3 separate regions of the Homo sapiens genome follow, and all the other regions are linked to region 3. A link is a loop called in an ENCODE intact Hi-C map of the cell type or tissue named here. Cell type or tissue: heart right ventricle. All regions are shown on one strand. Region 1 has its middle 130 kb from the start of FOXN3-AS2. Region 2 overlaps FOXN3 (forkhead box N3). Region 3 holds the start of LOC105370617 (a long non-coding RNA gene).

Region 1 (2,500 bases), 83 kb after region 3:
ATTTTCCAGTTGCAGCAGATCGAGAAAAATATGTGCAGGAGAGGATTCCATTTGAAAAGCTCTGATTCAAATAAGTCCAAAGAGAATGCATCTCTATGTACCTAATGTTGCCTTCGAATTAGACAGTAAGCTTTTCTCGCTCAGAGCCCTTGTCAATTTGATTAAACTCACAAACATGTGACTGACTCCGCCTCTATTAAAAACACTCAAGCCAGAGAACGACTGAGAAGCGTGTGGCTTTGTCTTTGTGAGTGGGTCTTTTGGCCAAGCGATCATTACACTAGCTAAATGGGTGTACGGTTAAATTTAATACTCCACAACTGAATTCTCCAATCGCAGCTCACTGCAAAAAGTGATTTAGAATAATGCAAATTTGAGTCCAGAATCTAGAACACCCTTCCAGGCACGGAGGTTTTCCGTTTAAATGGCCCTCGGGAAATAACACTGATTTTCAAAGTCGTTTTAAAAGGCAGCTTTTGGCAGCTGCTATCTTTTGCATATTCTCTTTCCGAGATTAAAGAACCTTCAGGTGACAACACCTAGGGTAAAAGGATGGGACATCAGGCTGCAGACGTGCGTATGCGTGTGTGCACACGCGTGCAGTCTTGACTAGGTGTGGAAAAAAGGTCCGAAGAGATTCCAAAATCAAAAAAATTCCCTTGGCCTACTCCGGCCCCGAAGACCAACTCAGACCCCACCAGACAAACTGGAAAGTCTCCAAGCTCTCAGTCGCCCCAGTCGGCGGGGGAGTGAGTGGGGCCGACCGGCCTTGCGGCCCTGCCACCTTTCGGGGCGACTCGGTTTCTCCACTGACACCCCCGGGCGCGAGGTCTGGTCCATCCCGGAGTGGGAGCTAGGCAGGGACGCCACCTGGCAGCCCACTCTGGGCCCCTGGCCCGCGTTTCCCGCAGGCGCCGGCGGCGTCGGGCGCGGCCGCCGCGCTGCCATGGCAACGGCGGTCCGCCCCCCCCCCGCTTCCCGGCGCCGGCGCGCCAGCGGGGCGGGGCGGGGCGGGCGTTGCTAGGAAACCGGCGGCGGGCCGCCTCCGCGGCGCGGTCTCTCGGCTTCCACCCTTCACCTACTTCCCCTGCGGGGCCGGAGTGGGGGAGGGTCGGGGGAGGCCATCGGGAAGCCACGTGGTGGCCCGGGGCCTCGCGGCTCATTCTGCGTTGCGCCGTCCCTTCCAGGTCGAGTTGACGGCCTTTTCCCCCTTGGCGTACAAGTATTGAGTCCCGCGCCCTGGGAGGGAGACGGCGCTCAGCAAATTTAGATGAATGCAACGCTTCAACGTGGGCTCTCGACCTCTGGTCCCCCATCCCCTGCCGGCTCTATTAGGACAATGAAGTCCCCAAACTCCACTGGAGGGTTCTTCACCCACTCTTCTTCCCCTCCAAAGGAACCATCTCTTGAACTTCACGAAATCCAGGAGCAATGCTAAGCGTTTTGTATACATCACCTCATTTTCAATCCTGTGAGGTGGGAGCTGGGAACTTCATTTTAACAGGAATAAAATGTGGCCTACAGCTGGTTGGGGTGGAGCCAGGACTTGAAGTCCAGTTGTGCTTATTAACTTCAAGTGTCTGCCTTTTTATAATGCTCAAGTTCGTCCTCTCAGCTGCCTCTTGGCTAGCCCAGCATCCCCCTTTGCTGTCCAAACACCCACACCAGCCAGGACACACTGTCTGGAACATGGTCTGACAAGGGGATTAAAAACTTGAAATCAAGGTTGTCCAAAAAATCTGGGGCATACGGTTTATGTTGATGTATCATTGATAATTTACAGATGTCCCACTCTGTAATGTACTACCAGAATAACCACTTATGATCATCAAATTCTTAGGAAATGAAAATCCAAACCAAAGACAATTGACTCATGGTAGGTACTCCATTCTGGGCTTTAACATTTTTTTTTTTTTTTCTTGTAAACCATAGCTGTTCACTAAGTGTTTTTTTTTTTTTTTTTTTTTCTTTATTTCCTTGTCACTGACTTGAAGCTCGAGAGTGTATTTTCTACTAGGGAACTGTCTTGGGTTGCCAAGGATTTGCGTGCAAGCAATTTATTAAGGAAGAGCTTCCAGGAGAAACTAGAAAGGGAAGCAGAATAGGAAAGAAGCAGCCAAGCAAGGGAGCAATTTAAGGTGAAGTTCCAGCCCCAGCAAGATCCCCAGCTAGTTCTGGAGCATAAATTAGAATTTATCCCAACTTGAGGCAAGGGAGCTGGGGTTTTCATAACCCTGCACCAATTAGTCACTGGCTATAGTCTTTCCTGGAAAGGGTGGGGGGACAAAAATACCTAGCACTTCTGGTTCTGAGGTGAGTCTGGGTGAGTCTAGGCACTTAATTTAGACGCGTTAAGTGAGTCTAGGTGCTTAATACCTCTTCTGCAGTGAAGTGGCTCCTATAGATTAAGGGAAGGAAGTTCTCTGAAGGAAGGGGTATGAACCTTTAGGAGTAAACCACTTAGAAGCTGGGGCTAGGGGCAATGAACTGGAAAGGGGGA
Region 2 (2,500 bases), 430 kb before region 3:
CTAGTGCCTTCACCTTCCTGGGTCTCCATTTCCTCACTGGTGAAGGAGGCTTAAACATACCTTGCAGGATTGCTCTGGGGATGAAATAAGATAAGCTAGGTCAACGGCTTAGCTCAGTGGCTGGCTCGTTATGTAAGCTCATCATCGTCATCGTCACCGTCATCCTTCTGCCATCCTATATCACCTCTCCAGCATCCTCTTACTAATGATCTACAAGGATAGGGCTGAAAGGGGTCCGGACATGGGGAAATACTTTCAGCCCATTATGCTTTTTGTAGTTATTCCTAACTGCATTTACCTATTAAAACATCTTCCTGATTAATGAACAGCATTCACTTCAAAGAGAATCTCATGGACAAAGCTCTCTTGCAGCATTAATAGGCTTTCCCTGAGCTATTTCCTGAACCTCACAAGACTCCTGGCATGTAGACTCAGCTCTTCCTCTGAATCCTGCAGCTTGTTCTCAAATGAGCTGCAACTAAATGCTGCCTCTGCCAACCCTGGCACTTCTCCGTCCTCATCATTGGCAGTCTTCTCCATGGAGAGATGGCGGATGTGCTCGTGTTTGCTCACCAGCTGCCAGAAGCCAGCTGTGACACTTAACTATACCCCTGTCTTTCTCCTTTCTGTCCCCATCCCCAAGTGTCAGGAACGTGGCTTCTGAAGAACAAGTCACAGCCAGTCTAAAATGGCTCTGTTAGAGAAAGGCATTCTGAGGCCCACAGTTCACTACTCTACATTAGGAAGCTCGGTGGGAACATGAGTCCATTCTTCAGCCTTTTCTCTACCAGCAAATCTACTCTTTCCCTTCCTTTTACTCTGTTTCCCTCAGAGCATATTAAGACACCGAAAGACCAAAACCTTTACAGCCAATCTGACGCACCTGATGTACTGAAGTGCACTGGCCTCCAGCTATGTAAGACATCAAAAGGGCTGGACGTTGAAAGTCAACTTCTTCCTCGGATTTGTGGCTCTCTCCAGACAAGGCCCAGGCCTCTAGCATCATCCTTGCAGGTTAGGCCAGTTACGTATTTATCTTTTAGATGAGAGAATACCCACCCCTGAGGCTCTCAGGATGAGGGACATTGGCGCCACACTTCCCCACACTTGCCATCAGCCACGTTCTCTGCAGTTAGAGAGGGACTCTTAAGCTTTCTGGTTTTAACTAGCAAGAGGGCAACCTTCACACATAAGAAGAGAGCCAAACAGAGCAGCACTGCTCATTGTAGATGCTATGTTCTAAATGGGATAACGCAATCCTGAGAATCTTAAAAAGAAAAAAGTCTAAGGTCCAAGACAAACTCCTCCACGCTACATTGTCCCTCAGCACTTCCCCAGCTCCCCTCCTGAGGCTTAGCTTCCTTGGTTTTTCACAACTTCTAAAATTAACCTCTGAGCTCTTGCCGCTGCCTTTGGAGGGCAGCCCTGGCTAACTCTCTCAGAGGCCATAAGCTGAGCAGCAGGTGATTCCGCTAATCCTTCCCTTTCCTAAAGTCAGCCTTTCCACCTGCTTACTTGGAAGCACACTGGGGAGGGGGCTGGCACGGGGAGACACAGCCTATTTCCTAGTTGTCTTCCCTCTGCTGTGCCTGGTGTGTCTGACATACATCCCAGTTCCAGGCAGGGGGAGGAACGCCTTCCCCCAATCCCTCCCCTTCCCTCGTTCCATTTTGTTGTTTTGTTTATTATCTAGTTTGTCTCTGGGAACCTTCCAACCAGGGATTATATAAGCCTTTGAAGATGAGTAATGGAGATCTGGCTTCTCCTGACTAACAAGTCCTCCATTGGGGTTAAAGCTGACTCACGGGGCTTGTCAAACGGGAACTGCAAAGCAGGTACTGAAGGAGATACTAGAAGCTGGAATGAATCTACATAGCCATTTTGAGGGTGGAGAGGGTGGGGTAGGCAGATGGATTTGACTGGAGCATAATCCAAAGTCCAGGGGGTAATGAGCCAGCCATGTCCCATGCTGACTGTTCTGAAGGCAGCATCCTATAGAGCGCGTGAGACATGGTGGCTCTCCTTGCAGAATGTTTCCTATGCTGCAAACGGGCAAAGTCTAAAAGGGCTAATGTCACATGCACAGCGGATGCTGCCAGGAGGACAAAATGTTGTAGCCTGAGGTTTTTATTAGGTGCACACTGCCGCTGCACTGCAAGTGAAGCATTAGACTGAAATGAGAGGTGGAGGGACCCCTAGGGACTCCAGCCCAAGCAAGACATGGTGTGCTGGGCTCCCTTGGGGCAACACGGACCCTCCAATGATAAAGAGGCTTGCTCTGCCTGGGGCTCTCACCAGAGTCTGAGCCATTTCCTTTGTGCAACCTAGTCAGCTTCAGACCCTGGACTGTGGCCAGTCTGCCGGCCTTGAGCTACCTTTACAGATGCTGAGCAAGGGTAGGAGGAAGAGAAAAGATCTAAGTGGCTGCCATCTGGTGACCTGGAGTGGCTATGAAGGGTGAGGACAAAGGAAAAGCCTTCCAGCTATCCAGGCCAGCCTC
Region 3 (2,500 bases):
CTATCTGAAACTACAGCACGATTTTAAAAGAAGGTTTTGGGTGACTGTTTTCATAAGTCTCAATCTAACTGACCAATCAGTGTGAGAGTTAAAGTGGGCTCCAGTCATTCGTGCAGCCTTCAGAGCTCTGCACCCTCCGAGCTGCTCTCCTCTCCAAGGCAGAGTCGGCGATCAATGAAAAACAGGGAACAAAAGGAATATAACAGGATGTCTTCCTTAGCTAAGGAAAACGATTCCCTTTTTCCTCAATGAGCCAGTCGCACCCTGCCTACGACAGCTCCACACGGGAGCTTCCAGCAGACCAGTCCTTTCGGGTGAGGCACATTTTACATTTGCAATCATGTGTCCCAACTGCTAGCAAATGTGTCACCTTAAGCACAGCCTGTGACGGAGGGCTCCCCGAGCCCAACCAATTGAAACTAATAAATTAAATAAATTAATAATCCCACAATTAAAACCTCCGGAGAAAGATTGCATTTCCCTTCCCCAAATGTCATCCCGGGAGTATAAACAAAGCATGAAAAATAGTCTCTTCAGCCTTCCCAGCCGGCAATCATGGTTTTCCCCTCAAAACAATGTTTCTCCAAAAAGAGAAATCTTCTTATTACCCTCAGTGGAAACTCATCTGTAGATGTCATATCAGGATAACCCGTTACAGTATTTGAAAAGAGGCTGAAACTGCCCATAGATTTGACACTGTTTATAATTGATAGCCAAACAGTTGCGACAGCAATGCTGTAAACTCTGCCCAGCCAAACAAACTCCACATTTAACACGTTCCTTCCTTGAAAATAAAAGTAACGCCCGGGGAGCCCACAGAAGTGTGCTTCCCTAAAAGTAATTAACAGAATTGCATCAATTATTTGATTATTTTTATAAATATCCATTTGTCTGCAATTTTTTAAAAAAAATTTTAAAAAGCGACTATCCACACATTCCTAAGAAACTTTTTTTTTTTTTAATGAACTTACTTTTGAGACAAAACTAATGAAAATAAGCAACTTGCCATGGCTGGATCTTTCCCATTTGGGCTGCAAGCTATAAATCAATCTGAAACCAGGTGGAAATAGGGGGGCGGACACCTTTAAAAAAAATCAAAGAGTGCCCCAAAATGCAGCAGCCTGAACACGGAGGGCTTCTCGTGACAATGCTAAACCCGAGCAGATTAGGAGGCAGGAAATGAGCCCCATTTTCGTTACCTTCGATCGCCTGCCCCCCCGCTGCTTCTCGCGGCCGCATTGGGGGGCTGCGGCGACGCTGGACTCGCGGGTGGCCCCGCCGCCGGGTCGCGCCGTCTCCCGGCCGAGCTGCAGCAGATCGCGGCCGGAACCCCGGCTCCTGCGCCCGGCGCCCGCCCGGGGTCGGCGGCGCGGCTCCCACCCCGGCCTGGAGCCCTGCTGGGTCCTAGTGCGCGCCGCGCGCCCGCCTCGCGGCCCGGTCTGCAGCCCGCACCGAGGGCAGGCAGCTCCCAGCGCCGCGAGTCTCCGGGCGAGGCCGCCACCCTCTCGGTCCCTTGCGAAAGCGGCCGCGGGGTGTGCGGATGAACTGGAGCTTAATGTCAAATCCTGGCACAAGATGTTCAAAAGAAAGACATTGGCTCCAACTGAACTCTTAGAAGGCAGATGCTAGGATCTGCAGCCCGAGGGTAAGCGTAGGGGCAGTACCTGGCAGACAGAGGTTTGCCGGGTGCACTGGTGACATTGGCCGTTCACAGACGGTGAGACGCGGTACGGGATCGATAAAGATAGATTTCAAAAATATAACGCTAAAAAGAAAAAAGGTTGAAAATGTGTGTGTTTAAAACAATGTTTTAAACTGTTTTTCCCAATATTTTCCCCCTGTTGACAACAGGCCCTTTTGCATTTCGCCTTCTTTTACTTTATAATATGCTCTTTTAAATAACAAAGCCCCATATGGCTAAACATGTAGTCATTTGATTTTCAAAAGACCTCAAAAATTGCATGAAAATATGCACTCATGTATCTCCTAAGAAATCAACGAGAAAGAATTAATGGAGGCATATGGCGTGCCTCATAGAGAGAACTTAATTACAAATTAAAACAAATGCGAAAATTCACAAATTCAGTAAACTGAAAGTAAATTATGATCCTAGATGTATACACAAATCAGCTCATGTACAATTAGAAAGACTGTAAATTCCAGGTTTCTCTTTCACAAAGGGAAAAGGGTGTTTGTTACATGAACTCATATCAGATTCCCCTCGTTTGCCCCCAAAAGGGCTTTCAGCAACCTCTTGGCACATTCATTTACTGCAGCCCACCTGGAAAGCAACTTTTAATCTTGCAAGTGCTCATTTAAGAGGACAATTCTATTAGCCCTTAATTCAAAATAAAAGTGCTTTAGTTAGAAAAGCCTGTTTGAAAGGCTTCAAGACTGGGAGCTTTTTTTCAGTCTTTGATATCACCAAGTTTGAAGGTCGCAATTCTGTAAAACTGCTAATAACAATGGCACTGTGGTTTACACCATAAGGAAAATCAAA

What was found. Peaks named below come from ENCODE experiments on the same cell type or tissue, not always from the same donor. Only the 100,000 strongest peaks of a DNase experiment are listed, where the experiment ranks them.
Region 1: it touches region 3 in a loop (2.7-fold over the local background); 28 of 110 quality-filtered maps call a loop at or near these places.
Region 2: it touches region 3 in a loop (2.2-fold over the local background); 9 of 110 quality-filtered maps call a loop at or near these places.

The regions. Positions count from the first base shown.
Region 1 is chr14:89,700,709-89,703,208 of GRCh38, forward strand. No RefSeq gene overlaps it. Among named protein-coding and RNA genes, the nearest start is that of FOXN3-AS2, 130 kb to the left of the region's middle. RefSeq lists a silencer at 957-1,016. In heart right ventricle, no CTCF peak of the experiment used is centred here; DNase peaks (open chromatin) are centred at 1,103 and 1,593; H3K4me3 peaks cover 1,499 bases; H3K27ac peaks cover 2,500 bases.
Region 2 is chr14:89,184,654-89,187,153 of GRCh38, forward strand. All of the region lies in intron 4 of FOXN3 (forkhead box N3), which reads right to left. Among named protein-coding and RNA genes, the nearest start is that of FOXN3-AS3, 160 kb to the right of the region's middle. In heart right ventricle, a CTCF peak has its summit at 1,418; no DNase peak of the experiment used is centred here; H3K27ac peaks cover 2,404 bases.
Region 3 is chr14:89,617,829-89,620,328 of GRCh38, forward strand. LOC105370617 (a long non-coding RNA gene) reads left to right here and starts at 1,489. Exons shown (of 6, transcript XR_944131.3): 1 at 1,489-1,645. It also overlaps a transcript of FOXN3 not described here. RefSeq lists enhancers at 733-1,234, 1,235-1,734 and a silencer at 1,128-1,507. In heart right ventricle, no CTCF peak of the experiment used is centred here; DNase peaks (open chromatin) are centred at 253 and 1,433; H3K4me3 peaks cover 2,500 bases; H3K27ac peaks cover 2,238 bases.